Regions from separate parts of the Homo sapiens genome. Here region 1 is linked to region 2. Evidence: chromatin loops called from intact Hi-C (ENCODE). Cell type or tissue: PC-9. All regions are shown on one strand.

What was found. Peaks named below come from ENCODE experiments on the same cell type or tissue, not always from the same donor. Only the 100,000 strongest peaks of a DNase experiment are listed, where the experiment ranks them.
Region 1: a loop joins it to region 2, with 11 times the contacts of the local background. A loop is called at or near these places in 75 of 110 quality-filtered maps.

What each region holds. Positions count from the first base shown.
Region 1 is chr6:14,062,043-14,070,042 of GRCh38, forward strand. No RefSeq gene overlaps it. Among named protein-coding and RNA genes, the nearest start is that of CD83, 52 kb to the right of the region's middle. RefSeq lists a silencer at 7,522-7,623. In PC-9, CTCF peaks have their summits at 4,966 (motif pointing left) and 5,168; DNase peaks (open chromatin) are centred at 4,899 and 6,329.
Region 2 is chr6:13,790,727-13,798,726 of GRCh38, forward strand. It overlaps MCUR1 (mitochondrial calcium uniporter regulator 1), which reads right to left. Exons shown (of 9, transcript NM_001031713.4): 7 at 3,168-3,221; 8 at 1,152-1,266; 9 at 1-138. The coding sequence ends at 83. Among named protein-coding and RNA genes, the nearest start is that of MCUR1, 20 kb to the right of the region's middle. In PC-9, CTCF peaks have their summits at 4,553 (motif pointing right) and 4,759; DNase peaks (open chromatin) are centred at 3,605, 4,575 and 6,275; H3K27ac peaks cover 2,191 bases.

The sequences.
Region 1 (8,000 bases), 270 kb after region 2:
TAAAAATGTCTGGGTCTTGAGTATACTAGCCGGGTGACTTTAAGTTTCTATGCACGTGAATATTCTCATTGGTGGGTCTAATTCTCATCTATAGGTTACTGCCTTTTATGGTCTGAATAGTGTCCCCCCAAATTCATATGTTAAAGTCCTAACCCCAAAACCTCAGAATGTATCTGGAGATAAGGTCTTTAAATAGGTAATTAAGTTACAAGAAGATCTTTAGGGTAGTTCCTAATCCAATATGACCAGTGTCCTTATAAGAAGAGGGAGTTGTGACACAGATATGTACATGCATAGAGGAAAGACCATGTGAAGATACTGGAAGAAGATGGCCATCTACAAGCCAAGGAGAGAATCCTCAGAATGAAACCAGCTGACCTTGATCTTGGACCTTAAGCCACCAAAACAGTTAGGAAATAAGTTTCTGTTGTTTAAGCCAACTAGTGTGTGTTTCTTTGTTATGGGAGCCCTAGTAGATTGATACAGATTTTGGTACTGGGAGTGGGGTGCTGATATAACAAATACCAAAAAATTCAAAGTGGCTTTGGAACTGGGTAAGGCTAGAAGAGTTTTGAGGCCATATTAAAAAAACCTAGTTCCTCGAAGAGCCTGTTAATAGAAATATGGACATTAAATATGCTTCTGGTGAGGTCTCACACGGAAATGAACATATTTTGGGCACTGGAGGAAAGATGATCCTTGTTACAAAGTGGCAAAGAACTTGGCTGAATAGTGTTCTAGTGTTTTGCGGAAGGTAAAACTCTTAAGTGACAAACTTGGGTATTTAGCTGAGGAAATCCCTAAGCAAAGTGTTGAAGGTTTCTCTTTACCACTTACAGCAAAATGTGAGAGCACAGAGTTAAGTTGAAGAAGAAATTGTTAAGCAAAAAGGAACCAGAATTTGAAGACTTGGAAAATTCTCAGCTATATATATTACAATGCATGAAGAGTTAGGTTAAAAGAATATCTTTAGGGTGGTCTCTAATCCAATATGACCAGTGTTATACAGTATTGAATAACAATACTGTCTTTTATGTTACAGGGTAGCTATGATGATCAAATGTAATTGGTTTTATATGTACTCTAAGATCTTGGTAAACTATAAATTGTTCTACAAAAATAAGGTGCAACAAAGATAAGATGAGGCTTGGATCTTTAAAGTCTCAATCCAGCCCTCTTTCTAATATATTATCTCATGCCAAAGACTTCTAGACTTCCAGCAAATCAGATCAACAAGCATTTAATTAAATACTCTGAACAGCACACGAATAGATACAGTAAGGTGGCCAGCACAGTGGCTAATGCCTGTAATCTCAGCACTTTGGGAGGCCAAGGCAGGAGGACTGCTTGAGGCCAGGAGTTTGAGACCAGCCTGGGCAATATAGAGAGACCCCATCTCTATAAAACATAACAAAATTAAAAAATTAGCTAGGTGTGGTGGTGTGCACCTGTAGTCCCAGCTACTTGGGAGCCTGAAGTGGGAAGATCATTTAAACCTCTGAGTTTGAGGCTGCAGTGAGCTATGATCATCACTGCACTCTAGCCTGGGCAATGGGGTCTCAAAATAAGCAATAGAAAATAAGAAGAAGGCACAGTCTTTCCTCCACAGTATCTAGAAAGCAAAAAATAAACATATTTCTCAGCTAATAAACTACACAGCAATCTTGAGATAATATATTTTCAGCTTTCCACATTAATTAATTGGTTAACCTCTAAAGCAAGTTGGTATTCTTCCTAACATCTTTTGGGGAAATGACAAAAGCAAATTCAATTTAGAATCTTATAAACTTTTATTCTTTTTTGTTGGTTTGGCACAGACACATTTCTTTTTTCTTTATAACTTCTATTATTCTCTTGGAAGGGCCAGGTTTTCAAATCAGAGGCTGACATCACAGTTTGCAGCTCCTGCCAAACAAAAGTTTCCGATGGAGAATATTTGCAAATTTGACCACTGATTTAATTAAAAACGTTCCCAAGAAGTGTAAAAGAACAAGTTTTCAGATCTTTATTTGCAATTGTGAAGCAGTCTGGAAGCTTGAGCCGTGATATCTACCTTTAGTACTTCTTAGGAAGCTCAAAGCATGCAGCCTCCTGAGAGTGGAAAGCTTTCATCCTTTCTTTCCTCATTCAACCTCACCATTGCTTTTGGAAAGCCACATCTGCTGGAATATAGGGGTTAAAATTCTGTCTTCCCCTAGTCACAGGGGTAAAAATTTTCACAAAATTAATAATAATAATAATAATAATAAATAATGGGGGGCTGGGCATGGTGGCTCACGCCTGTAATCCCAGCACTTTGGGAGGCTGAGGCAGGAGGATCACCTGATGTCAGGAGTTCAAGAGCAGCCTGGCCAACATGGTGAAACCCTGTCTCTATTAAAAATACAAAATTAGCCGAGTGTGGTGGCACATGCCTGTAATCCCAGCTACTGGGGAGGCTAAGGCAGGAGAATTGCTTGAACCCAGGAAGCAGAAGTTGCAGTGAACCAAGATCATGCCACTGCACTCCAGCCTGGATGACAGAGGAATACTCATTCTCAAAAATAAATAAATAAATAAAGAATGGGAAGAGAAGAGAGAAGATAATTGAAGGACACCCAGAAACCTTTCCCATCATGTCAGAAATTTACCAGCTACATGAACATTTGCTTCCGAGACAGTATCTGCATGGATCATATCAACTGACTAATCTTCATGGGAATAATTCTTTTTGTAAACCTTTTTGCTTTCTAAGGAATCCACTTGAAAGAAAAGATCTTGGATACAATGGCCCCTTACTACAGTTCTGTGAGGTGTTACGGAAATGTAATCATATCCTCCATCAGTGATTTAAGGGAGTACAGTAGTGAATTATTTTGTAAAGTGTAGAATTTTCTTCCTACTTGAAGAGTCTCTCACTCACTTTTGATTTTTAAGTTTGGATTTTCATGTATTTGTCTCAAAGTCAGAGACATAAATCAACACATGACCCCAAAGGAATACTGGAGGACTACACAAGGGTCTCTGGCAGAGCAAATCTGTTCTGATTCCACACCACCCATCTTCACTCACGACAGAGTCGCAGCGTGGGACAGTGCCTCCGTTCCTATAAAGAAAGGCCACTCTCAGTGTGTTCGGCTGTGCTGTCATGCACTACTACACATATCCCAAGAACCCCAGATACTGAAAAAAGAGAAGTTGCTTTCCCAAAACAGAGTTTTTTCCTATGATCAGCTCATGATCATCTCTCTCCCTTTATCTTTCTTAACCCTAAAAAACCAGTTTTACTATTCATCCATCCTAACAAGGTAAATTAGCCAAGACCTTACCACACCTCCTTTACACTTTCATCTTCCCCCTTTTAGCTGCCTTTAGCAGCCTTATGGATGGGGTTTCACATCTCCCTATATTCTGTACAGGCTGTGTGTGTGCATGCATGTGTGTCCCTGTGTGTGTGTATCTGTGTCTGTCTCTGTGTCCCTCTGTGTGTATATCTGTGTGTTTCTGTGTCCCTGTGTGTATGTATCTATGTCTGTCTCTGTGTGTGTGTGTGTATCTCTGTCTGTGTGTGTGTGTATTTGTGTGTGTGGGGGGGGGTGGGTATGTGTGGTGTGTTTCTCTGTATTCCTTTTCATTTCTCCCTAGGTGGCTGTGCCCAGATCGCCTCTCTACTCCTTCAGATAAAAAGCAAAGGGCTTTGGGGAGGCTGAGGCAGGAGGTTCACTTGAGCTCAGGAGTTAGAGACTAGCCTGGGCAACATAGTGAGACCTCGTCTCTCCAAAAAACTTTAAACAAAAACTTGAAAAAGCAAAGAGCCTTGGGTAATAGTGACAGTAGTCACAGCTAGCGTCCACATGCAGCTTCCTGTGTATGCATCAGGCAGCTCATCACCTGTATATCTGTGGACCACTTTAATCCTCATCACAACCATACGAAGGTGGAACTATTAGTCTCATTTTACAGATGAGGAAATGGCTACGTAAACTCTTGTAAAGAAATCCAGACAAGGCCGGGTGCGGTGGCTCACACCAGTAATCCCAGCACTTTGGCAGGTCTTGGCGGGTGGATCACTTGAGGTCGGGAGTTCGAGACCAGCCTGGCCAAAATGGTAAAACCCCTTCTCTACTAAAAATACAAAAGTTAGCCAGGCATGGTGGTGCGTGCCTGTAATCCCAGCTACTCGGGAGGCTGAGGCAGGAGAATAGCTTGAACCTGGGAGGTGGAGGTTGCAGTGAGCCAAGATTGCACCACTGCACTCCAGCCTGGGCAATACAGTGAGACTCAGCCTCAAAAAAGAAAAAAAACAAAACAAACGGAAACAAAACAAAAAAGAAATCCAAAGGAATGAATAATGAACAATACACTGTCCCTCAAATGTGCTCTCCCCTCAGGCTCACGTTCTTCAGTATATACACATATGCTTACTATATGTGACTACTGTAGTACTATACATTACTACTGTGTCTTAGCTCATTCACCTTAGAGACAAATGGATAGTAAAATTATTTTTTTTTTAGAGTTAGGAAAGGAAAAAAGAAGAGGAGAGGGGTCATGAGTTGATTATATAAACAAACCTTGTTTTGAAGAAGTAGCTTCTCTTATCTCAATGTGTGTGTGTGTGTGTGTGTGTGTGTGTGTGTGTGTGTGAGAGAGAGAGAGAGAGAGAGACAGAGAGAGACAGAGACAGAGTATATGTAGAGCACAGGTTTGGAAAAATCCCTATACCATAAAATATTTCATTGCATCCTTCATGTAATGTATTCATGAGCCTGTAGCTTTCCTTCCTTCCTCCAAGGTAGTCACAGGGGACAACAGTCGTGAGTTGACCTGCTCACAGAGTGTCTAGATAGCGCTGGCACCCAGTAATCCCATTAAAATTTTCCTTAAGGTTCTCTTCCACCTCAAGCCTCAAGACTTGAAACTTGGCAGCCTGCTACCTGGTAAAGCACACATCTTCATGGTACATTACTGCCACCTAGAGCTGATATATTGAAACACAGATTCTAGATAAAGCAAAACTGAGAACAAAGCAAAATAAAAAGTCACGCCCAGCCCTGTCCTAAAGCAAGCTGTTTTAGTCCAAGCAGTTTAGATTAAAAATATAATGGACTTTAAGATGAAATTCCTTTCTTCAAGACGTCCAACTTCCTATCTCTGTAAGTGGGTTACCATCCAATAATATTCAAATTAAAAAGCTCAAATGTAGTAGCTGTCAAAATAAGGAAGAAGGAATTTGAGAGAGAGAGACAGGGAGAGAACATGTTTTGAAAAATAAACCTTTGCAGTTGTAGCCATCATTTGAAAGATGAGGAAACTGAAGCTCAAAGCTGTAACGGATTTCTTTTTTTTTTTCTTTTTTTGAGACAGAGTCTTGCTCTGTCTCCCAGGCTGGAATGCAGTGGTGTGATCTCAGCTCACTGCAACCTCTGCTTCCCAGGTTCAAGCGATTCTCCTGCCTCAGCCTCCCAAGTAGCTGGGATGACAGGCGCCCGCCACCATGCCAGGCTAATCGTTTGTATTTTTAGTAGAGACAGGGTTTCGCCGTGTTGGCCAGGCTGGTCTTGAACTCCTGACCTCAGGTGATCCACTTGCCTTGGCCTCCCAAAGTGCTGGGATTACAGGCGTGAGCCACCACACCCTGCCTGTACCAGATTTCTTGAGTTCAAATCACTAGCAAGCAGTTCTGGCAAGATGGAATACAGGGCTCTGGTTTTTTATTCCAAAATGAAATCATAACACAGAATCAGCGTAAGCCTTAACATAACTCCACAATTAGTGGTGGCCTTCCAACTGCTCCACCCACAGTCCTGGGGGGGGGTGTGTCCATGTGCTGTTCTGTGTGAAGGTCACCCTTGGTAAGATCTGGTGGCTTTGGGATTCATTCCTGGGAGCAGCGTTGGGTATACACCCATCTGTGCACATCCTCTCCGCCAACCAGCAGATGCTTGTCAGATAGTGGCTGAGGTTAGAGGGCAAAGTCTGTGAGTGGAGACCCTGATCTACAAGGGCAGAGACCATAAAACAAGCTTTATTATACCGTGTTCTCACCCACCATTCCTCAATCTGGGAGGTGTAAGGAAGCTGTTCTTGTTAAGTGAAGATGTGGCCCAGATGGAGGAAAGGAAGGAGAGTCTGTTTTGTGATCTTTCTTGTGCTTGGACGTCACTGGAGAAGTCTATAGACCTATTCTTAAAATAATGGTTTCAAATGCATAAAAGGAAATACATGGGATTGTAAAGGAAACCAATTATGGGCAAGCGAAGTAACCACATTCTTTAAAAATATGTGATATTATGTGTCTTAGTCATCTTGGCTACTATAACAAACAAGCTGCCCACAGACTGGGCGGCTTAAGCAACAGACAATGATTTCTTATAGATCTAGAGGCTAGAAGTCCAAGATTACGATGCTGGTGAGAGACAGGACTAGCTGGATTTCCTAGGCTGACTAAGAATCCCTAAGCCTAGCTGGGAAGGTGACCGCATCCACCTTTAAACACAGGGCTTGCAACTTAGCTCACACCTGACCAATCAGGTAGTAAAGAGAGCTCACTAAAATGCTAGTTAGACAAAAACAGGAGGTAAAGAAATAGCCAATCATCTATCGCCTGAGCACGGAGGTGGGGGGACAGTGATCAAGATATAAACCCAGGCATTGGAGCTGGCAACGGCAACCCGCTTTGGGTCCCCTCCCTTTGTATGGGAGCTCTGTTTTCACTCTATTAAATCTTGCAACTGCACTCTTCTGGACCGTGTTTGTTACGGCTCGAGCTGAGCTTTCGCTCACTGTCCACCACTGCTGTTGGCCACTGCCGCAGACCCGCCGCTGACTTCCATCCCTCCGGATCTGGCAGGGTGTCCGCTGTGCTCCTGATCCAAGGAGGCGCCTGTTGCCACTCCTGATTGGGCTAAAAGTTTGCCATTGTTCCTGCACGGCTAAGTGCCCGGGTTCCTCCTAATGGAGCTGAACACTAGTCGCTGGGTTCCACGGTTCTCTTCCGTGACCCACAGCTTCTAATAGGGCTATAACACTCACCGCATGGCCCAAGCTTCCATTCCTTGGAATCCGTGAGGCCAAGAACCCCAGGTCAGAGAATAAGAGGCTTGCTGCCATCTTGGGAGCGGCCCCCCCGCATCTTGGGAGCTCTAAGAACAAAGACCCCTGGTAACACTGGCAGATTTGGGTTTTGGTGAGGGCCCTCTGTCTGGCTTCACAGTGCCACCTTCTCCCTGGATCTCCACATGGCAGGGAGAGAGAGAGAGAGGAGTGGGGAGAGAGAGAGGACGGGGAGAGAGAGGTCTGGTATCTCCTCCTCTTCTTATAAGAGCACCAATTCCATCATAGGGACTCCAACCTCCTGATGCCATCTAAACCTAATCACCTCCCAAAGTTCCCACCTCCTAAATACCTTCACATTGGGCGTTAGTACTTCAACATATGACTTTGGAAAGGGGGGACACAAACTTTCAGACCTAATAACCACCATACTTGTGAAGGGGTGATGAGCATAGCTGGTATTTTGAGGTATCTGCCACAAGGAAAGAGAACATGAAAATATTGACAATTTCCTGTAGTGACAAAGTCTCAGGAACTTGGTATGCTATTGTGATTTGTTGCTTATGTACATAATTGAGGAAATGCTAAATTTCAGTAGGAAGTTAGTAAAAATAAGTATGTAATTTTCTCTCACCCATATTCGCAGACCCTGATTGTGACAGTTAATACTCAGTGTCAACGTGATTGGATTGAAGGATACAGAGTATCTCCCGTAGACTTCTCCAGTGAGGTCCAAGCACAAGAAAGATCACAAAACAGACTCTCCCTCTTTTCCTCAAAGATACAAAGATACAAAGTATCCTGGGTGTGTCTGTGAGGGCGTTGCTAACATTTGAGTCAGTGGGCTGGGAAAGGTAGACCCACCCGTAATCTGTGGCGGCACAATCTAATCAGCTGCCAGCTCAATTAGAATATAAGCAGGCAGAAAAACGTGAAAAGAGAGGCTGGCCTAGCCTCCCAGCCTA
Region 2 (8,000 bases):
ACAGGTGTGAGCCACCGCACCCAGCCAACAATCTGGTATTCTTAAGGCAAAACAGTAGAAATCACTTTAAATAGACACTTTATTAGATCCACAGGCGATAAAATCCCAGAGCTACTGTTAGGCACGTAAATATAGACCCTGTAAGAAAAAAACAATTGAGAGTACTATTAGTTCTATTAAGAGTTACTTGAGGGAACATCTTTTTTTAAGAAAACCTAAAAAAGAAAACCTAGAAACTTAGATTGCTCACTGATGTCCCATATTCCGTGAAACGCCTGCCTACTGAAAAAACAAATCCCACACCCTTTATTTTATTTTCTTATTTTAGAGACATGGTCTCATCTGGTACCCAGGAGGAGTGCACCATGCAATGGTATGATTACAGCTCACTGTGCCTCAAACTCCCGGGCTCAAGTGACCCTCCTGCCTCAGCCTCCCAAGAAGCTGAAGCTACAGGCAGATGACACCATGCCCGGCTAAATCTTTTTGTAGAGACTAGGTCTCGCTGTGTTGCCTAGGCTAAGAAAACTTTTCAATAAAAGTTTCGAATAGCAAAAATTCTGTGGTCACAAGGTCTATGTATATGCACTATAGAGACAGGAAGACACAATTTAATATAAAGAACAACATTTCACTGTTAAATAATGCTGTAACCTTAAAATATTTAATTAATCCAAGACGTTAAATCTGACTTGAAATAATGGTTAATTTGGGTGGGGGGTGGTACATGAATGTTCATTCTCTCTTTTGGATCAAAAATCGCGAAAGTAAAATAACTCCTTAAAAGGAGTTTAAGCAATTGAAGCAGAAAGATTACAACTGAAACACCTTCCATTTTATCCATAAAATATTTCCTGTCTTGAATCTCATTAAAATCCCTAATAACTATAGTTCAATTATAGTATCTTATCAAATTTCCAATTCTATCAATTATAACGTACACAATTACTTTATTTACTACTAAGAAAGAAAAAGTGCCAATTAAACTATGATACTTCATCTACTGGAAATTGTAAGATGCTTTCCAATTTCAGAGATGTTAAAATATTTCAGAAAGTGTTGGAATCAATGAAATGCAGTATCTGTCAACGACTTATTTTATAAATTTATTTTCTTTTCAGGTTGATTTAAATAGATACAAAATAGCTTACCTGCTAAATATTTAATATTATCAAGCTTGTGTGACTCAAGCATGGTTTTGAGGCCAGCAACCTCAGTTTCGATCTTCCTGTCTGTCTGGGTAAGGGCCCGATCTTGCTGGGCATGCTTTTAAAATGAAGAGAGTCACAGCGTTAGACCACAGCACGTCCCCTCTGCTCACCATCCTATAGCTCCTTCCCAACGGGGTGCAGTCACAGGGAAACCTGGGTAAGACTATGGAGGCCTGGGCTTTAGTCTCAGTTCTAAAACCCTAATTCTACGCTGCATTGGTCAGGACCCTTAACCTCTCTAGGCCTTAGTTTTCTTCTATTTGAAAAAATGAAAACAGAACAAAACGAAACAACCAAGCCAGTGGCCCTGCCTTTACCTGGACTGTTTAGAGAATCAAATGCGATAATCTATGTGAAAAAGCATTTGTAAGCTCTAGGTTGCTATACAAATGATGTGGTATTATGAGGCCAGTCTGTTCTCAAAGGCAACGGCTACGTCTCATCCTTCTAAATCCTCCTTAGTCAAAGATAGACAGTAAACTCAAAAATGTTTTCAAGAAATGGAGTCTTAGATAATGTGAAAGCGGCAGTGCTTGTCTTGAGCTATTTCTAGTCATATTTTTAAAAAACTTTCTTCTTTCATGTTCAAATATCAAGTGTTTCATTACTATGAGGCTTGGCTACCCACGGCCAATTTGTGTCCTTCCCCAAATACAATACAGTTAAACTGGACACATAATCAACCCTCAAAAAGGCAGTGGGTTTGGCCGACGCTATAGGGGGTTGTAGAACTGCATTAAAGCATAAAAACCATGGGAATCCTTCACTAAAACTCCTACAGCAACTAAATCTTTCCCTATGGCTACCAATTCAGGCAGAGAAAAAAAGAAATAAATGCCTGGATGCGTAAAAAAGTATTCCAGAGAAATATCCCAGGATTCTGGAATTCTCTCATGAAAGCCTCTTGGGGGTTTCAGAGGTCCCAGGTTCCATACAGTATGGAAAAGGAGAAATGTATGCTATAAATTAAAAATAGAATAAGACTTCTCCATTCCTCACTATTCTTCAATTACTGAGATTTAAACTTTCTTAATAAAACTTCCGTTAAGAAAAACAAACTCTCAAGTAGGGCATGGTGGTGTGAGCCTGTGGTCCCAGCTACTCTACAGGCTGAGGTGAAGGAGGGTGCAGTGAGCTGAGATTGAGCCACTGCACTCCAGCCTGGGTGACAGAGCGAGACCCCACCTCAAAAAAAAAAAAAAAAAAAAAGAAAGAAGAAAAGGAAACTTTCATTAAGAAAGTTTAAATCTTTCATAGGATAACTATCTTCCATTACGATAACCAAACACTTTGTGAAGTGCAAAAAATCCTGTGACACTCCACTTCTGCATATATACCCAAAAGAACTGAAAGCAGGGATCCCAACAGACATCTGTGCACCCATGCCCACAGCAGCACTATTCACAAAGGCCAACGGGTGGAAGCAACACAAGTGCCCTTGACAGACGAATAAAGAAAATGTGGCATATACATATAATGGAATACTAATCAGCCTTAAAAAGGAAGAAAGTCCTGTCATTTCAACAACATGGATGAACCTTCAGGACACTGTGTTAAGTGAAATAAGCCAGCCACAAAAAGACAAATGCTATGATTCTATTTATATGAGGTATGTAGAATAGTCAAATCCATAGACAGTAGAATGGAGGTCACCAGAGGCTGGAAAAGGGAATGTATAAAGGGTGCAGAGTTTCAATTTTGCAAAATAAAGAGTTCTGTGATAGCCAGTGGCGATGGTTGCCCCAAAATGTGAATGTACTTTAAATGTACTGAACTGTACACTTAAAAAATGGTTAAGATCCTAATTTTTATGTTGTGTGTATTTTAGCACAATGTAAAAAATTCCCATGACAGTAAACCTGCATGTAACTTCCTATTATCATTACAAACAACCATGCATGGAACGAAGCAAAGATGAGTACAAAGACAAAGAAAAATCACAGTCTTGTTTCTTACCAATGCCACTATTTCTGTTCTCAATTCCAGCAGCTTCTTTTCGTTCAATGAATACTGAAATAAACACGTAACATGGGTCAGATTCTGATCTACTCCTCTCTCTTCTCCTTCTCTGGTGCCTTAAATATTCTGGTCTCAGTACCTCCTAGAATACGTAACACCAGAAAGTCACCTCTGGGATTAAGTAGCCTACCTGCTTCTTTATATGTGTTACTTGAGGTTTCTTTTTTTTTTTTTTCCATAGAGATGGGGCTTTGCCATGTTGCCCAGGCTGGTCTCAAACTTCTGAGCTCGAGCAATCTGCCCACCTCGGCCTCCCAAGGTGCTGGGATTACAAGCATGACCTGCCGTGCTGGCTAAAGTTTCTTATTTATACTTACTCATTCCTCTAATATCTGGATTTCCTTAGTCATCTGTCACTTCTCCCTGCATATTTCCTGTGATGTCTTTAGGTCCCTCCCACTATTGTAGTAGCACTCCCTGGGGACCAATTTCGAAGGATGCTGAGTCATATGGTTTTTGGTTTTGAGAGGGTTGAAAATGGAGACTCAACTCAATTTAGGAGCTATCCCATCATAACTAGTAGCAAAACACGTCACTACTTGAGTCTCAACAAAAGACAGAAAAGGTATGAAGTTGGGGAACAAATAGCTGCCAAGGATTATTATTCTATGACAAAGACATTGTGTTGTGATTATAAAATACAATGTAAATACATAAATACACTAACTCATCACATGTTGGGTTTTTTTTTTTTTGGCTTGGTTTTTTGTTTTGAGATGGAGTCTCACTCTATTCCCAGGCTGGAGTGCAGTGGCTTGATCTGGGGTCCCTGCAACCTCTGCCTCCCAGGTTCAAGCAATTCTCCTGCCTTAGCCTCCTGCACATGTTGGTTTTAATAACAATAAAAAAACCCACTTGGGCGTAGCCATAATCCAGCGTTACTAAAGGAACTAATTCTACCCAGAGTTAAAGTATCTCGCCTTTTGGCTATTAATGTCAGTGAAAAGATTTAGTGCAGTTTTGTAGACAGTAAGATTGAAATCAGACTTATCTCCTTAGTAGTGGGCAACAAGATTTAATTGAGCATATGACAATCAGTAATTTGAATGACGACTTTTAAGAACTACATTAACCTTGTTATAGAAAGAAAAAGTTAATCCTTTGAAGTATATAGAAACTTCCTAGCTATAAAATATTCTCCTGGGACTACTGGGAGCTTAGAAGTAGAAAAAAAAAAAAGAAAAAAAAGAGAAAGAGAAACAAAAACAAAAACAAAAAACCCCAAAACCCTAAGCCAAGGAGTAGGTTGTAAAACCAAGAACAATGCTCTTTAAACCTCAGGGTTTCAGACCAGGAGAGCCCGATGCATCAGATCACCACTAGAGGGCGGCGTGGAACAAGATTTTGTGCACCACTAAACCTCAGTCTTCATTAACTCAACATTGACTCACCCACAAAAGAAGAGCCTAAATATTGACGCTGTCATGGTTTTAAAAATAACATCTATGTAGCTCTATATCCCCATGCCCCAGAAGTTTATATGCCATACTGCTTTTGGAACTGGCTGTAAATATCATAGTTAATTTGCAATTTAATATTTAACATTATAACTTTACCGAAAGAACGAGAGCCAGAAAACTCATCTTCACCAATGCATGTTACAAACACACTCGCTGTATAATTTACTACTGCCTTGTGCTTCAGAGTAATCCAAGTTTATGATTACCAAGAACAACCTCCCCGCTAGGTTACTAAATGACATAAATTCACTGGCTTGATGGGAGCTAAGCTATGATGCAAAGGCAAAAGGATGATACAGTGGACTTTGAGGACTTGGGGGAAAGGGTAGGAGGTGGGTGAGGGGCAAGACTACACATTGGGTACAGTGTACGCTGCTAGGGTGATGGGGGCACCAAAAATCTCAGAAATCACCTCTAAATAACGTCTTCATGTAACCAAACACCACCTGTTCCCCCAAAACCCACTGAAATTAAAATAATGAAACACTAAAAAAAGACTATAAGAACAATTCATAGTCACAGTTACTGTTCAAATATACCACAGACACTTTTGTGTCATGTAGAAAAAGTTACTATCATGATGGACAGGATTTAATTGAAACTCTGTGCATTGGTTGCTTTCTGGAGATTAAGGTCAATATAGTCATTCCAGATAAAGTAATTACATGTAAATCATATTTATCAGCATATTTAACTAGTAAATTCAAGTAAAATAAAATCAGGGTAAGTATTTTGAGTGCTGCATTATCAAGTCTGCAAAATATTATAAGCTTTACTTTTCTTATAAGAACACTGAATGAATCCACTCTATATATCCAATAATTTAAAAATATGAGTATTTGCAAGAATGAAATTTCATCATTTTTTTTCTTTTCTTTTTTTTTTTTTTGAGACAGGGTCTCACTCTGTCACCCAGGCTGGAGTGCAGTGGCGTGATCTCGGCTCACTGCAATCTCTGCCTCCTGGGTTCAAATGATTCTTCTGCCTCAGTCTCCCGAGTAGCTGAGACTACAGGTGGGCCATCACGCTGGGCTAATTTTTGTATTTTTGGTAGAGACAGGGTTTCACCACGTTGGCCAGGCTGGCCTCGAACTCCTGACCTCAGGTGATCCACCCACCTTGACCTCCCAAAGTGCTGGGATTACAGGTGTGAGCCACCATGCCCGGCAGAAATTTTTTCATTTTGGTTTAAAGACTAAAACTGTAATTGTGAAAAAAATTTCTGGAAAATTTTTGTTTGCTGGATGATGTTAATGACTTAAAATGAGTAAAATCTAAATGTTACATGATTGAAAAATGTACATATATATCAGCCTAGTTATGTTATTAAAATGACTCCATATAAAATTTTAAAAAAATTCACTGGCTTTAATCTACATTCATGCCCTGTATTTCCTGATGTCCTTGATGTAGTTTTTCCCAGGTTGGTTAGCTACACACAGTCATTTTCCTATATCAAGTGAATTCAGTTCTTCCTGAGTATACAACCCATAAAGATAAAGGTAACCAAAAGAGTTTCTCCTCTTCCAGACACCAGTGACATGCTATAGTCAGTAACTATTTAGTAACACTAGGTGATTTAATCTTTATGGGTGGAGACTGTTGTTGTAAGACTAGAAAGACAGGTAACACAGCCTTAATAATTATTTTGTATAACGAAGCTTGGATTAACTCTTGAAATCCAGTGGCAGTTCCAAAACACAAGTAGGTTACTTTTTTGAGTTTCAGTATTAGCTTCACTTATCATTATAGCACATTTTATCTAAAAGCAAATTGTCAAAAATGAGAAAACAACAAACAGTTGTGAGTACTCAGTTTCTGCATGTGTATTCAGTTTTGTGTTAGTGCAAGATGCTCTCTCTGCCCTATTTCTCATTATGCTAAGAATAAAAAAGGCACCTGATGTTACCAAATTCAAATAAAGTCTGAGCAAGAAGACGGCTGAATATTCAGACAGGGTTAAAAATCACTAGAGGCAACCCGACACATATCTTTATTAAAACACACTTAGGCCGGGCGCGGTGGCTCACTCCAGTAATCCCAGCACTTTGGAAGGCCGAGGTGGGCGGATCACGAGGTCAGGAGATCGACACCATCCTGGCTAACACGGTGAAACCCCGTCTCTACTAAAAATACAAAAAATTAGCTGGGCGTGGTGGCAGGGGCCTGTAGTCCCAGCTACTCTGGAGGCTGAGGCAGGAGAATGACGTGAACCCGGGAGGCGAAGCTTGCAGTGAGCTGAGATCACACCACTGCACTCCAGCCTGGGTGACAGAGCGAGACTCCGCCTCAAACAAAAACAAAGAAAAAAAAAACACACTTGCCGGCCAGGCGCAGTGGCTCACTCCAGTGATCCCAGCACTTTAGGAGGACAAGGTGGGCAGATCACTTGAGGTTAGGAGTTTGAGACCAGCCTGGCCAACATGGTGAAACCCTGTCTCTACTAAAAATATAAAAACTAGCCAGGTGTGGTGGTGGCGTCTGTAATCCCAGCTACTCGGGAGGCTGAGGCAGGAGAATTGCTTAAACCCAGGAGACGGAGGTTGCAGTGGGCAGACACGGTGCCACTGCACTCCGGCCTCGGCAACACACTGAGACTCTGTCTCAAAAAAAACAAAAATAGAAAACAAAACAAAATACCCTCACAACTTCTCACTGCACTTAAAAGACAACATAGAAATTTTCTTTTTTTTTTTGAGATGGAGTTTTGCTCTTGTCACCCAGGCTAGAGAGCAGTGGCACAATCTCAGCTCACTGCAACCTCTGCCTCCTGGGTTCAAGCGATTCTCCTGCCTCAGCCTCCCGAGTAGCTGGGATTACAGGTGCCCGCCACCATGCCCGGCTTATTTTTTGTATTTTTAGTACAGACAGGGTTTCACCATGTTGGGCAGGCACGCTGCCTCGAACTCCTGACCTTAGGTGATCTGCCCATCTTGGCCTCCCAAAGTAGTGGGATTACAGGCGTGAGCTACCGCGCCCGGCCAGAAATGTTTTAATCTTGAATTCCAGTATATAATTTAATATTATTTAATGTTAATAATTTACTATTATTCAAGCCTGAAATAATCAACTTAACTTTTACAAGATCAAGACCTATGAAGATTTAAGTCAGTATTAAATAGATCAAGATTGCATTTAATTTCTTTATGAATCTCTATGTAACATATCTCTAATATTTCTGAAACAAATATTCAAACTGACTAATTTGACTAGGAGTTTAATTTTAATGTTACTTTTGAAAGCAACAAATTTAAGTCTTAATCCAAAATTATTATAATAGAGAAAATACAGCCTAACACTGATAAACAGA